2 separate regions of the Homo sapiens genome follow, and region 2 is linked to region 1. The links are chromatin loops, found by intact Hi-C in ENCODE. Cell type or tissue: left ventricle myocardium inferior. All regions are shown on one strand.

What was found. A loop is a pair of places that touch in the nucleus more often than their neighbours do. Peaks named below come from ENCODE experiments on the same cell type or tissue, not always from the same donor. Only the 100,000 strongest peaks of a DNase experiment are listed, where the experiment ranks them.
Region 2: it touches region 1 in a loop (3-fold over the local background); 50 of 110 quality-filtered maps call a loop at or near these places.

The regions. Positions count from the first base shown.
Region 1 is chr7:4,734,743-4,742,742 of GRCh38, reverse strand. It overlaps FOXK1 (forkhead box K1), which reads right to left. Exons shown (of 9, transcript NM_001037165.2): 2 at 1,720-1,905. Among named protein-coding and RNA genes, the nearest start is that of AP5Z1, 37 kb to the left of the region's middle. RefSeq lists enhancers at 1,850-2,404, 2,405-2,958, 3,198-4,397, 5,178-5,732. In left ventricle myocardium inferior, a CTCF peak has its summit at 3,000; DNase peaks (open chromatin) are centred at 2,810, 3,015, 3,818 and 7,599; H3K4me3 peaks cover 1,961 bases; H3K27ac peaks cover 3,786 bases.
Region 2 is chr7:4,606,187-4,614,186 of GRCh38, reverse strand. No RefSeq gene overlaps it. Among named protein-coding and RNA genes, the nearest start is that of FOXK1, 72 kb to the left of the region's middle. In left ventricle myocardium inferior, a CTCF peak has its summit at 3,160 (motif pointing left); a DNase peak (open chromatin) is centred at 1,086; H3K4me3 peaks cover 1,335 bases; H3K27ac peaks cover 1,681 bases; H3K27me3 peaks cover 1,087 bases.

The DNA of each region.
Region 1 (8,000 bases):
CCCTGAAAAGGTGCAGGCCATGTACGGGCTGGGTGTGTTGGCTCACACCTGTAACCTCAGCACTTTGGGAGGTGGAGGAGGGAGGATCTCTTGAGCCCAGGGGTTTCAGACCAGCCTGGGCAACATAGCAAGACCCTGTCTCTACAAAAGATAAGAAAATTAAGTGGGTGTGGTGGTGCATGCCTGTGGTCCCAGCAACTTGGGAGGCTGAGGTGGGGAGACCGCTTGAGCCCAGGAGTTGGAGGCTGCAGCGAGCTATGATTGCGCCACTGCACTCTAGCCTGGACGACAGAGTGAGACGCTGTCTCTGAAATACAAACAAAAGCCCTTTCTTCTCCTACAGCTGCAAGAGGAAAAAAAGAAAAAAGCAAGCCAAGGTGCGGCCGGGGTTCAGCAGAGTGCGCAGATCAGCAGGGAGGGACTGACGTGACCAGCCTGGGATTGCCACAGCGCTCGCTCCAACAGATCAGCATGCCCAGAGCGTGCTTCACAGATGTCCCCGAGGGCCCTGAGCCCCTTTCAGGGTATATGTGAGGTCAACACCATGTTCACAACAGCCCTAAGATGTGATCTGCTTTTTCCACTGGGGTGACCTTTGCTGGTGACGCGCGAGCGACGCAGAAACTGCTGGTGCTGCGGAGGAGCCACAGCTCCGGCACCAAACCACGCGCAGCCACGCATCTGCAGAGCCACAGACGTGCGGTTGGGAGAGAAAAGCCAGCCACGTTTAGAAATGTCCGCAATGAAGAGGTAAATCATTAAAGAATGTATGAACCCTCCAGCCTCAAGTACACGTCTGTTTTTGCATCCCTGTATGACAGGACCAGGGCCAGGGCTGTGTGCCATGCATCCAGGCTGTCGCCTGAGGTTCGTGTGTGACTCAGTCTAGGGCTCACCGGCACTCCCTACACAGAGCTCTGTTTATACTTTTCACCTGCAACCCCTACTCAGGGGCTCATCATTGTATAACATGCCAGAGATGAGGAAGTTTGAGGACTTTCTTCAAAATCTAGATTAATTTCTAAAAGGTCATAGAGAATTTTCACAAATGAAGCTTAAAGAAACAAAGTTCACCAAATCCTGGTGGACAAATATTACTTTAAAACATTTTCAGCCGTGCGCGGTGGCTCACGCCTGTAATCCCAGCACTTTGGGAGGCCAAGGCGGGTGGATCATTTGAGGTTGGGAGTTCGAGACCAGCATGGCCAACATCGTGAAACCCCGTCTCTACTAAAAATACAAAAAATTTAGCCAGGCGTGGTAGCAGGCGCCTGTCATCCCAGCTACTCGGGAGGCTGAGGCAAGAGAATCCCTTGAACCCGGGAGGTGGAGGTTGCAGTGAGCCGAGATCGCGCCACTGCTCTCTAGCCTGGGTGACAGAGCGAAACTCCATCTCAAAACAAACAAACAAAAAAAAAACATTTTCAACGCCCTTTAAAAAAAAACAAAAAACAACAAAAAAACCTGTGCTTGCTTTAACAAGCTCTAATATGTAAAATTTCCAGTGGGAAAAGTGATGATCAGGCAGTGATTTTTCCCTTTGTAAGAGAATTCACGGAAATTTCAGCCAGGTCCCGGATGGACGTACAACACTTTCTGTATTTCCATGCACGTGCAACTTTCCAGAGAGATTTGGAACCCGGTGCTGCGTACGACAGGCACGCTCGCATCATCCCCCTCTCTCCTGGGGGCCCAAGGGCAGGCTGGGGGGCTACTCACCTGATGGTGCCCGTCGGGGAGGGGACGGGGCTGACCATGCTCCGGAGGTCCGGCTCCGGGATGTGGATCTTCAGAGGGGAGATCTGGGGGTACAGTGGCCGCAGCGGGGAGGCTGGGGCCTCTTCTTTGTGATAGAGCGACGTGAACTGGATCTTGATGGCCGTGCTGGGAAACCGGAAGGTACACCTGCAACAGGAGGAGGAGCGGGTGTGAGGTGCAGGAGGAGACTCAAGAAGACGCCAACACCCAGGGAAGGTGCGTGTCTGTGTGTCTAAGTAACTGGACCGTAACTCTCAAACCTGGGCCCCAGAGAGCAGTTTCGATGCTTTTATCAGGACACTTAGGAACTGAGACTTTGGCTTATTTGGAAGTCACTTGTCTTTCTATTTCTTTATTTTATTTTATTTTATTTTTTGAGAGGGAGTCTCGCTGTCACCCAGGCTGGAGTGCAATGGCAGGATCTCAGCTCACCGCAACCTCAGCCTCCTGGGTTCAAGCAATTCTCCTGTCTCAGCCTCCTGAGTAGCTGGGATTACGAGCGCCCACCACCACGCCCGGCTAATTTTTTGCATTTTTTATTTATTTTTTTTTTTTGAGAGGGAGTCTCACTCTGTCGCCCAGGCTGGAGTGCAGGGACACGATCTCAGCTCACTGCAAGCTCCGCCTCCTGGGTTCACACCATTCTCCTGCCTCAGCCTCCCGAGTAGCTGGGACTACAGGCGCCCGCCACCACGCCCGGCTAATTTTTTATATTTTTAGTAGAGACGGGGTTTCACTGTGTTAGCCAGGATGGTCTCGATCTCCTGACCTCGTAATCCGCCTGCCTTGACCTCCCAAAGTGCTGGGATTACAGGCGTGAGCCACCGCGCCTGGCCAATTTTTTGCATTTTTAGTAGAGACGGGGTTTCACCACGTTGGCCAGGCTGGTCTCGAACTCCTGACCTCAGGTGATCCACCTGCCTCAGCCTCCCAAACTGCTGGGATTACAGGCGAGAGCCATTGTGCCCAGCCGTCAGTTGTCTTTCTACTGTGTGTGAGAACAGAAGAGATATAAATATCCCCAGACAAGTGCCGCTGATGCCATCTCCCACGCAGGCTCCAGACAGACACGGCTACTTCCTGTCTGCCAGGGCAACTGCTGTGGCACCCAGGTGGGATCTGCCACCTCTCAAATGACACACTGGAAGACTGAAATAGCACGGCAACCACCTATGCAGACATTTTCAAGATGATTCCCTGCCACTGCCTAGAAGATCTGACAACGGAAGGAGCAATTCCACCCCTGCTCCGGCAGGCGGGAGTCGCAGAGAGCGTGCATTATCCACCCAGAGCTTAATGGACCGGCTTCACGATCAGTTCTGGGCTTAAAACCGTGAGCCTCGGTTTTTCTACTGGAGACGACCAAGTGCAAACAAAGCCAGCCGCAAGCGTCAGGGTCAACACCAGTGTGCTGTGAACAGTATCCAGGGTTCATCTGGCTTGAAGAAACTGCCACCTTTTACAAAGCTGAGCATTACTTATCCAGGTCACCTTTCAATTTCTAAACTGATGAGGCAGCAACTATCAAGTTGCTAACTGTGGGACTCAGTTAAAAACAAAACAAAACAAAAACAAAAACAAAAACAATGTAAAGCAGCAGCCTGCCCACACAGAGATAAGGAACGCTGGCCGCCTGCGCAGCTGTTTGGAAAAGGCTCTTGTTTAAAATTGTAGGAGGGGGTTAAGAAAGAATGTACATAAGCCACCGGTGATAATGCGCTTTTCAGAGTTCCCGAAGGCATTCAGGACGGGCAAAGTACTCAACACTTGAGAGACGCTAAGGTCTCTTGTAGTGGAACCTGCATGAAGCACCAGGCTGCTGGGTCTATGCCTGACTGTGTTTTTAAATCTGCAGCAATGTTTAAATAGTCAATCTACGTAAAATCCTGCATGGACGTGCGCAGACACCCCTCTTTCATATGAAAGTCCCTTTGCTCTTCGTCAAAGCGTTTTTGAAAGACGGGACTGAGGAGCAGGTCAGAGGGTGACGAAGGGTGCCTGGCTGTCGGCAGGGGGTCCTCTTGCGTCTTCTTCCCAGGGACCCGCTTCAAAGGAAGTGACTCAGCATTACAAATGTGCGGCTCCTCCCATAGGTCTGCTAGCCAGGCTGCCCACATGGAAGAGAGAAAATCAGGCACTTAAGCTGGCTCAACTGGGCCAGTCCTGATTCTCCCCGAGATACTGGTCAGAGGAGGCTGGGCCGCATCGTTCAGTGCCAGGCGCTGTCAGGCCTGTGGGCACCAGGTTTCTACTTCCAAACACAAAAGGGACTCTGAGACTGTTTCCAAGATGAGAAGCTGTCTGGGAGGCACGGCCCAGCGAGTGAATCTTGGGGGATAAGGGTGGGTGGTCGGTCACCCCTGAGGTTTAGAAGGGCATCCCAAGGCTATTTGAAAATACTCCACAATTCTGTCCTCTTAAGTCACATTGAGAGGAACGTCTGATGTCCTTTACACTTTCTTCAGTCCAGCCCAGTGGAGATTTCCTGCATCAGTATTTTGACTAGAAAGCTCCATCACCCATTTTCTTTTTTCTTTTTTTTTTTTTTGAGACGGAGTCTTGCTCTGTCATCCGGGCTGGAATACAATGGCGCAATCTTGGCTCACTGCAACCTCCACCTCCTGGGTTCAAGCGATTCTGCTGCCTCAGCCTCCCAAGTAGCTGGGATTACAGGCACGCACCACCACGCCTGGCTAATTTTTGTATTTTTAGTAGAGATGGGGTTTCACCATGTTGGCCAGGCTGGTCTCAAACTCCTGACCTCAGGTGACCCAACCACCTCGGCTTCCCAAAGTGCTGGGATTATAGGCATGAGCCACCGTGACTGGCCACATCACCCTTTTTTTTTTTTTTTCTCTTTTTGAGGCAGAGTTTGGCTCTTATTGCCCAGGGTGGAGTGCAATGGCGCAATCTTGGCTCACCGCAACCTCAGCCTCCTGGATTCAAGTGATTCTCCTGCCTCAGCCTCCCGAGTAGCTGGGACTACAGGCATGCGCCACCACGCCCAGCTAATTTTGTATTTTTAGTAGAGACAGGGTTTTTCCATGTTGGTCAGGCTGGTCTGGAACTCCCGACCTCAGGTGATCCTCCTGCCCTGGCCTCCTAAAATGCTGGGATTACAGGCGTGAGCCACCACACCCGGCCTTGCATCACCCATTTTCTAAGATGCTCTATGATACCCAAGGGCTCTTCAGTCCTGGGGGCTGTTAGCTTTTGTGGGTCCCAGAGCCGACATCCACCCAAGCTGGTGTCTGAGGATGGGACTGGTGTCCCTGACCTAGGGAAGCAAGGAAAGAGGTTTGGGGCCAGCATCTGGCTGAGGGTCCAGGCAGGGGACCTAAGGTGAACTCCAGCTGTGAACGACGGTGCTGAATGAACACAGTGTCCATGTCTGTATCAACACATGCATGCACACACACACACACACACACAGGCACGCACACACGTGCATGAATGCACACATGCATGCACGGACACGCCCACACACCCACGCACACGCCCACACCCACGCACACACACACATGCACACGTGCACGCACACACACGCATGCACACACACCTACCCGTTCCACCAGTGCTGGACACGATGGCAGTCATGATGACAAATGTTTAAAGATAGCTTCTATGGCCCTTGCCATTTGTCTCTTTTCTCCAGTTCCCTCAACCACTGCAAATCAACGAAACAGACCATGTTCTCCTATTTGTCAGAAGGGCACAGTTGAGACCTCTGACTTTCTGTGTCGTGAAAGTCCCTATGTTAATATGGGATCGGATCACGCTGCAGCCATCAAGGCCAAGTAGAAAGAAGATGTGGCTTCTGGCCCATGACTGAGGTCACAAGAAGAAGGGGATCCTGGAGATCGGGGTTTGGATATTAAGACATGAAGAGGTGTTTTTTCGTAAGACATTTGCACACGCACATGCACACACACGCACAGAAGAGGAGCATGGTCCCCCTCTGGACTGGCACCTGAAAGCCAGGTACTAGCCAGAGCCCATCTGACCTTGGGCTAAATCACTCCCCAACTCCAGTGGGGTGGAAAGGCCTTCCCAGGCTTGACTTCTCCCTTTCAAAGAGCAAATTGTGGCAGGAATGAGAGCCGTAAGGTGTGCGGATTTGAGACAAAGGTGAACGCCACCAAAAGAGAAAATTGGTTTAGAACCACTCACCCTAACCTCTCTGCGCTTCTGTGATCTTTGCTAATAAAACAGAATGGTTGGAATAGAAGACACCATCTCAAAGGTGCTTTCCAGTTCAAAACCTGATTATGGGCTGGGCACGGAGGCTCAGGCTTGTAATCCGAGCACTCTGAGTGGCCAACGTGGGCGGATCACCTGAGGTCAGGAGTTCGAGACCAGCCTGGCCAAAAGGCAAAACCCCCCTCTCTACTAAAAATACAAAAAATGAACCAGGCATGGTGGCACACACATGTAATCCCAGCTACTCGGGAGGCTGAGGCAGGAGAATTGCTTGAACCCAGGAGGCGGCCATGTCAGTGAGCTGAGAACGCACCACTGCACTCCAGCCTGGGCAACAGAGCAAAACTCTGTCTTAAAAAAAAAAAAAAAACAAAACTGATTCTAGATGATATGTACATATGTATTGAGTTTTCACTAAAACAAAACGATGTTTTATAGGACAGGCAGGGATCTAGGGATCTAATGCCATCTATAGATGACAATTTCCTACTGTAATAGTAGCTTTCCAATTAAAGTTTAACAATAAATATTTTCACAGTATCTGCCGTAACAGTGATTGTCCTGAGGCAGGTGGCCTCATTACTAGGAGGAGGAGAAAATGCTATGAAGCATGCTACTTGATTTTATTTATTTTTTGAAACAGAGTCTCGCTCTGTCACTCAGGCTGGAGTGCAGTGGTGCGATCTCGGCTCACTGCAACCTCCGCCTCCCAGGTTCAAGGGATTCTCCTGCCTCAGCCTCCTGAGTAGCTGGGATTACAGGCACGCGCCACAGAGCCCAGCTAAGTTTTGTATTTTTAGTAGAGACGGGGTCATGTTGGCCAGGCTGGTCTTGAACTCCTGACCTCAAGTGATCCACCCGCATCAGCCTCTCAAAGTGCTGGGATTACAGGTGTGAGCCGCTGCACCTGGCTTGATTTTTAAATAGATGTTTCCCCAGCATGCTCAGGGAGTTTGCCAGTTACATCTCTCCCTGTAATATCTTGATGGAGGTGCAGGGCTCTAGCTGGAGTCTGAACGAGCACGTTTTGCATCGTGAAGGTGCTGCACGGTGGTTTAAACCCAGCCACACACACTGCCGGTCTTGACCGGCGGAGATTCCGCTAAGGTTAAGTGTGTCCACAGAGTAGAAATCTCCGTCCACCAGCCCGGCGGAAAGGTTCCTGTACGAGCAAGTGCCCATCTGTGGAGGACATCTCTCCAGAACATTCTTGCCCGACTTAGAAAGGAGCTTAGTGGTTGCCTAGGGCTGGAGTGACGGGTGGGACAGGCAGGGGGGACGGAGAATGACTAAGAGCTAGGGGGTTCTTTCTAGAGTCAGGAAAATGTTCCGAAGTTGACTTGGTGGCCGCGCAACTCTGCGAATGCGCTGAAAACCACGGACTGGAACAATGGAAAGGGTTAGTTGTAAGGTATGTGCAGTCGATCTCAGGCAAGCTGTTTTTGGGGAGAATTCTTGCCCAAAAGCTCCCACACTGAGGGTCTACTCCAGCCCTGGGTTTTTCCCAGGTCCACCCAGAAGCTGATGGCTCCTGGAAGTTGGGCCAAACTGGTGACTTGGTTGGAGATGACACTGCCTGGCTCAGCCTCAGACCACAGAGCCGTCTCTACACAGCGAGCTGGAACTGGCCACCGCTCCACCAGTGCTGAGCCCGAGTGACTTGGGGCATGTCATGTGCCTTCATTCCCATCCCCTCCCTAGGCCACAAATCCTACCACCTGCCCGGCCAAACAGAAAGCTGTCAGGAAAATAAAAATAGCTCACTTAATTCTCGATGACATAAATATAAATACAATTGTCATCATTTCAGACTCAGAGAAATAATCAGAGAGGGAAGGAAGAGCCCGTGAAAGCTTCCGGAGGCGATTTTTAAAATGAATGTGACAGATCGCTCCTGTCCACCGCTGTCCCCTCGCCCCGTCTCTCCCAGCGGAAGGACGGGTTTACTTTCTGGATGGGGTGAACCCGAGGCCTGGACGAGGGCACCCAACACAGAAGCGGCAGACAGTGACATCTCACGCCAAAAATAGCCTTGCGACCTG
Region 2 (8,000 bases), 130 kb after region 1:
GTGGGTGCCGTCCTGATGTTGGCCATCCTAGACAGTGCATCTCGAGTTCCAAGCTACGGATGTGGGCATGAGCCCTGGAGTGTGGCCTGTGTCTGTCTGTGAACTGAAATAAAACATTGCAACCCGAGTCATAGCCAATCCTGGAAATGATGATGACTGCTTGCAAACACGTTGCAAGCCTCTTGCTTGTGCTTGCAGAAACTTGATACACAGGCCTGTGTGCGGGAGGCGGGAGGCCCGGGCCATTTGGGTCTCCCGTTTCTGAATCTGAAAAATGCTAGAATCCATTTTCCCCTCGGTTTTAGGTCAGGTTCCCCAGAAGCAAACTCTGTGGTAAGGAATTGTGTGCAAGCCACGTAGGAATGCCGTGGTCCCGGGAGGTCTGGAAGGGAGTAGGAGGAGGGGACCCAGGAGCCAAGCCAGAGTAAGGTCCTTTGGCAAAATCCCCCTGGGGTGGCTTTGGCCCAATCCTGCAGGAAGGCACTGCAGCGTAAGTTATGCCCCAGGGTCTGTCCAGACTCAGGCAAAGGGAGCGGGGCTTTCACTTTCTGGAATCTGCTCGCCATTGGCTAAGAGCTGGCTGGGGGGACAGGAACCCCAGGCACCTCTCAATTTCTGCTTGCATAGGCAGAACAGCTCCACAGGGGCCGAGTGTGAGAGACAAAGCACCCGGGAGCAAGGGGAGGAGGAAAAGAGTCGTGAGATCTGCAGGGAGCTCAGATGGTCTCTGCACAGTCATTCTCACCGGCACTTGTGGACATCGAGTCTACGATAACTTCATAGTCTCTCCTGCCTGTGCTCAGGACTCCTCGATGTCTCCATTTCTGAACTGGTGGGGGGTTGGAGGGCTGCTCTTCCTGCTGGAATCATAAATCAACATTGTCAGGTGCCAACGTGATGATAAATTGTTGGATGATATGCTGATAACGCATAGCGTTTTCATTTCCTCGGAAAAACAAGGCCAAAGACACTTTCGAATTGCAAATGCCAGCCCCGTTACAGGGGCGGCTGCAAGGAAGGATTTCTGGTCAGCAGATATGGGAAGTCGGCCCGAGAACACAGGCAAAGGAAGTGGGTTTCCTCTGCAGGAATGCAAAGTCACCAACTCCAGGCAGTCCTGGAATGAACCTTACACCTAGAGGCGGCGATGCTTGAATGCGGTGGTTTTCTCTCCCTGCCCTCTTCCTTCTTTCTGTCTAACACACACATATGTAATTGTCTTTTGAGATGTGTATTGGAGTATAGCATGTAGACAGAAAAACGTGCAAAGCAGGACTGTGAAAGGATGAAAGTGAACTCACCCACGTGCCTACCGCTCAGGTCAAGAAACAGAACCTCCCTAGCCCCTTAGAACAGCAGTCCCTAAGCTTTTTGGAACCAGGGACCAGTTTCGTGGAAGATAATTTCTCCGTGGGCCCGGGTCGGGGAGATGGTTTTGAGATGATTCAAGCAGATTACATTTATTGTGCATTATATTTCTATTATTATTACATTATAACATAGAATGAAATAATTCTACAACTTTCATAATGTAGAATCAGTGGGAACCCTGAGCCTGTTTTCCTGCAACTAGAGGGTCCTGTCTGGGGGCGATGAGAGACAGTGGCAGATCATCAGGCATTAGATTCTCATAAGGAGCAAACAACCTAGATCCCTCGCATGCGCGGTTCACAATAGGGTTTGCGCAGTTGATCTGACAGGAGACGGAGCTCAGGCGGTAATGCGAGCGATGGGGAGTGGCTGTAAATACAGATGAAACTTCACCTTCCTGCCCGCTGCTCACTTCCTGCTGAACCTCCCGGTTCCTAACAGGCCAAGAAGTGGTACTGGTACCAGGAGTTGCCTTAGCACGTTCCCTTGTGTCTATTTTTTTTTTTTTGAGATGGAGTCTCACTCTATTGCCCAGTCTGGAGTGCCGTGGTATGATCTTGGCTCACTGCAGCCTCCACTTCCTGGGTTCAAGCGATTCTCTTGCCTCAGCCTCCTGCGTAGCTGGGATTACAGGCGTGTGTTACGATGCCCGGCTAATTTTTTTTTTTTTTTAATTTTTAGTAGAGACGGGGTTTTGCCACGTTGGCCAGGCTGGTCTCGAACTCCTGACTTGCCTCAACCTCTCAAAGTGCTGGGATTACAGGTGTGAGCCCCTGTGCCTGGCCCCTTGTGTCTCTTTTCAGCCACTACCCATTTACCTCTAAGGGAAACTGCTATCGCAACATCAAACACCAGAGATTAGCTTTGCCTGCTGTTTACGCTTTATGGAAACAAAATCACATGGGATGTTCTCTTCACTGACTTAAGGTGACTTTTATGAGATTTGTCCTCATATATTACTATGCATAGTAGCAGTTGGTGCGTTTGCACAGCGGAATATATTTCCCATGTGAATATAGCACAAGTTACCCTTTCCGTTACTGATGGACAGTGGAGCTCATTGCAGTGTGGGCCATTGCAGACAGTGTGCCTATGAATGGTCTGGAACATGTTTTGGGTACACCCGGTATGGGTGCTGCTGGATATACACCGAGTGGAATTGCTGGGTCATGAATGTTTGTATGTTCAACTTGATTAAGGGCTGCCGAAAAGTTCCGAATGGAGGTGTACCTACTTAACCTCTACCAGCAATGTAGGGACCCCGGTTCCTCTCCAACCTCACCAATGCTTGCTATTTGGAACTTCCATTTTTATAACTCAAAAGAGTAGGATCATTAATTTCAATACTCCCCACCTTCAGGGCTGCTGCTACGTTTACAAATTTTTTATTTTTTTTGAGACAGGGTCTTGCTCTGTTGTCCAGGCTGTAGTGCAGTGGCGTGATCATAGCTTACTGCAGCCTCCACCTCCTAGACTCAAGTGATTCTCCTGCCTCAGCCTTTCAAGTAGCAGGGACCACAGGTATGCAATACCATGCCTGGCTAATTTTTAAAATTTTTTTAGAGACAGGGTCTTACTATGTTGCCCAGGCTGGTCTTGAACTCCTGAGCTGAAGTGATCTTCCTTCCTCGTACTCCCAAAGTGCTGGGATTACAGGTGTGAGCCACCACACCTGGCCTGCTGTTAATTCTTGTAACACCTTTGTGTGGATTAAAGAAGGACAGATTATTCCAACTGCTGAACATTTTTGTGACGTGCCATGGAGCATGACATGTGACTGCCCTCTGCTGGAAAACTGGGGAAATTCTTAGTACAAATCTTAGATGCCTAAGAGGACACCTCTTAGGTGTGGTGCCCTTGGGCAGTGCACACTCTAGACGACCATGCATGGTGACCCTGGCTGTTCTCTACTCTTGTCAACACATACTGGAGGTAACGGCGAGGACTGCGGTGGAGGAAGCCCAGTGAAAGTTCACAAAATGGTGGTCCAGGGTTGAATCTGGCCTGCAGTTATGTTTTATTTGACTCACAGTGTTAACAAAAAATATTGGGCCAACATTTTAAAACTAGAGGATGGTGGTTGCCTAAAAACACAGAAAAATTGGCCGGGTGCCGTGGCTCACTCCTGTAATCCCAGCACTTTGGGAGGCCGAGGCGGGCAGATCACCAGAGGTCAGGAGTTCGAGACCTACCTCAACATGGAGAAACACCGTCTCTACTAAAAATACAAAATTAGCCGGGCGTGGTGGTGCATGCCTGTAATCCCAGCTACTCAGGAGGCTGAGGCAGGAGAATTGCTTGAACCTGGGAGGTGGAGGTTGCAGTGAGCCGAGACCGTGTCATTGGACTCCAGCCTGGGCAACAAGTAAGAAATTCCATCTCATAAAAAAAAAAGAAAAAAAAAAAAAAGAAAAATCAGAAAAACCAGAGGCAGAACTAAAGAAATTGGGCCGCCATCCCCAAATTTATATATGTATATAAAATATATATTTTATAATTTTAATTTTTTGAGACAGGGTCTTGCTCTGTCAGCCTGGAGTGTGGTGGCACGATCAGAGCTCACTGCAGCCTCAGCCTCCTGGGCTCAAGTGATTCTCCCACCTCAGCCTCCCAAGTGGCTGGGACTACAGGTGCACACCACCACACCCAGCTAATTCTTCTTCTTCTTCTTCCTTTTTTTTTTTTGAGACAGAGTCTCACTCTGTTACCCAGGCTGGAGTGCAGTGGTGCAATCTGGGCTCACTGCAACCTCTACTCCCGGGTTCAAGTGATTCTCGTGCCTCAGCCTCCCAAGTAGCTGGAGTTACAGGAGTGTACCACCATACCCAGCTAATTTTTGTATTTTTAGCAGAGACGAGATTTTGGCATGTTGCTCAGGCTGGTCTCAAACTCCTGGCCTCAAGTGACCTGCCTGCCTCAGCCTCCCAAAGTGCTGCAATTATAGGTGTGAACCACCGCGCCTGGCCGACTGGCTAATTACAAAATTATTTTTGGTAGAGACAGGATCTCATTATGTTGCCAGGCTGGTCTCAAACTCCTGACCTCAAGTGATCCTCCTGCCTCAGCCTCCCAAAGTGTTGGGATTAGAGGCATGAACCACCGCGCCCGGCCCCCATATTAAAATACAGAGCCTGATCTACACATGTGTCCCCAGTTAGCCTCAGTCTCCACCACTCTCTATTGTCTTCCATCCCCAATGCCTCTGTCAAGAACAATAGCAAAAGTACAACATGAGGACAGTGCAGCACCAGCCCCCCTGCCCCCACCCTGGCCCCGCCACCAGTCTCTTAACCTGTTGGTGGTACTGGCCTTGCGCTATAGGCATGAACATTTGTGATCGCCGGTCTTGACATTGATCAGGGACAAAAACAAAAACAAAACCAAAAAACCCCCCAAAAAACAAAAAAAACAAAAACTCAAAGCGATCATTCAATTGCAAAATAAAGTAACTCCTGCCTGTTTTGTGCTGGAGTGAGACATTCAGCTGATGAGATTCTGCGGAAGCGCAGCAGTGAAACAGCATGGAAGAACCGACATGACACATTCTGTTTTTATTTAAGGGACCTTTACCCATCCTTGCATGTAGGCTAGGATAATTTCATTTCTACATTTATTTATATTTATTATTATTAGTTTTTGAGACAGAGCCTTGCTCTGTGGCCCAGGCTGGAGTGCGGTGGTGCCACCATGGCTCACTGCAGCCTCCACCTCCCCGGCTCAAACCATCCTTCTGCCTTAGCCTCCCAAGTAGCTGGGACTATAGGTACGTACCAGCAGGTCTGGCTATTTTTTTTTTTTTTTTTACCATTTTATTTTATTTTATTTATTTTAATATTATTATTATACTTTAAGTTTTAGGGTACATGTGCACAACGTGCAGGTTTGTTACATATGTATACATGTGCCATGTTGGTGTGCTGCACCCATTAACGCGTCATTTAGCATTAGGTGTATCTCCCAATGCTATCCCTCCCCCCACCCCCCACCCCACAACAGTCCCTGGTGTCTGATGTTCCCCTTCCTGTGTCCATGTCTCTGGCTAATTTTTGTAATTTTTGTAGAGATGGGGTCTCATTATGTTGCCCAGGCTGTCCTCCAACTCCTGACCTCAAGAAATCCTCCCTCCTCAGCCTCTCAAAGTGTTGGGATTATAGGTGTGAGCCACCATGCTTGGCCATTTATCATTATCGTTAAATGAGAATGATTAGGCTGGGCGTGGTGGCTCACGTCGGTAATCACTTTGGGAGGCCGAGGTGGGTGGATCACCTGAGCTCGGGAGTTCAAGACCAGCCTGACTAACATAACAAAACCCTGTCTCTACTAAAAATACAAAAATTAGCTGGGCGTGGAGGTGTGTGCTTGTAGTCCCAGCTGCTGGTGAGGCTGAGGCAGCAGAATCGCTTGAACCCAGGAGGCGGAGGTTGCAGTGAGCGAGCTGAGATCAAGCTACTGCACTCCAGCCTGGGCGACAGAGTGAGAGTCCATCTCAAAAAAAAAGAAAGAAAGAAAAAAAAGAGAATGATCCTATTAATAATAATACCACCGTATACTGGGCACTTACTATATGTCTGGTGCTGTGTCATCTAATTTAATCTTCACAATGACTATCTGCCCTAATGTAGACACTATGATTAGCTCCAATTATAGAAGTATTTTTACAAGGAAGCAAATGGAAGGCTAAAGAGGTTGCAGTTTGTCCAAGATCACACTAATTGCAGAGCTCTCTTGGGTCTCTCTTCTCCTCCGCCCAGATATCATCTGGTTTAGTATCAGAACCCCTTCACGGGTAGCACCAGGTACAATCTAGATTCAACACCTGTGCTTTGTAATATCCCATGTGTCAGTGCAATACCGCTAAACGCATAACATCTTTCTAGGAAATGTGGGTCTTTTTGGTCTTTGATGTTACATGCTTTCAGACCCTAAAGGCTGAAAACCAATAAAGTCCTACTCCATCATCTTCCAGGGGTCTCCAGAGTGACCTGATGTTTTCACAAAGTCATACGGTGGCCCATCTGCGGCAGGTTGGAAGTCTGTGTTGTGGATTTTCTCCATCCACCGCTGGGTCTTAGAGTTCCCGGGTCTGGGAGGTGTCAGATCTCATTGCTGTTGAGAAAGGTTGAGCCAGTTTACATGTCGACTAGCAGAATGCAGCTGCCTCCTCTCCTGGAGAGACCTTTCTCAAATTGGCAGGTGTCAGCAGCCCTGATTCATGCCTGGGGTTTCGAAGTCTTCCTCCTGCTTGCAGGGAGCTCGGCTCATCTTTGATTCCAGCCACGGCACAGAGGCCGTGGTTCCTGCACTCTTGCTGGAATGGGTTCAGTCTTGCGTCGCTGAGAGGGCTTAACCAGGCTATTGTGGGATAACCAGCCCTGCACGACGCCCGCACAGGGGCGTGGTGAGGATCCAACGTGATGTGCGTATGAAAGTGTTTAGAGAAAGAGAAAATGCTGGGCACACACAGAGCATGATGATGACAGCGGAGGAGAAGCAAGAGGAGGAGGCGGACGGGAGGGCTTTTTATTTCTTCCTCTGGACTTGGTCCTAGGGTGGAAGCTTCCCTGCTTCTCATGCCGCTGTGACCTTGCGGGGGCTCCTCGGTCACGCGCGTGCTGGATCAGAGAGTGGCTCAGTTTCCTGACATTTCAGCTCCGCACTTTTATTTGCACTGGATCTTTCCATTGAAGACATCTGCCAGCGAGATTAAATAGAGCTTTTCTTGGGCCACGGAAAGGTGATTATTTGCATTACGTGGGAGTAGTCATCCATGAGAATGAAAAATTTCCCTCTTCAGAAGAAAATAAAGAGAGGCTGGCTGGATTCTGTCAACGCCATGACTCACGGGGAGGGTGACGCCTTTGGAAGGAAGGGGGTCTGCGGTGGTGCAGGGGTGACTATGGACATGAAATCTTCCCAGAGCGTGGAAGTCGAAACAGGTTGGATGTGTTCATTCACCTATTTCCTCATTAAACAACCATTTATGAAATACACACCTTGGCCTGTGCATTGACCCAGGCCTCTAGGGTCCAACGTGTAGGCAGAAATGGATACCCACATGGCTGATGATGTCCTGTGGGGGCACAGATGTGGGATAACTCAATGCTGCAGGGGAGCTGGGTGCCAGGGAATGTCCTGGAGACGACGTAACACTTGCACTAGGTCTTAAAGGGTGCGTATGAATTTTCCAGTTAGACAAAGAAGGAATAGGCATTGATGATGATGGAACGGTACATGCAAAGGCTCAGAGGCTGGAAACCGTAGGAGGTTTGGGGGCATGAGGGATGGCCTGGAGTGGGTGGAGCACCAGGCACTTGGGGAACAGGAGCTGAAATCAGGCTGTGAGAGCCTCTGACACTGCAGGGGACCTTATGGCTGCTTTCTTTATATATATATACATATTTTTTCGAGACAGAGTTTCACTCTTGTTGCCCAGGCTGGAGTGCAATGGTGCGCTCTCAGCTCACTGAAACCTCCGCCTCCCAGATTCAAGCGATTCTCCTGCCTCAGCCTCCCGAGTAGCTGGGATTACAGGCATGTGCCACCATGCCTGGCTAATTTTGTATTTTTAGTAGGGACGGGGTTTCTCTATGTTGGTCAGGTTGGTCTCGAACTCCCGACCTCAGGTGATC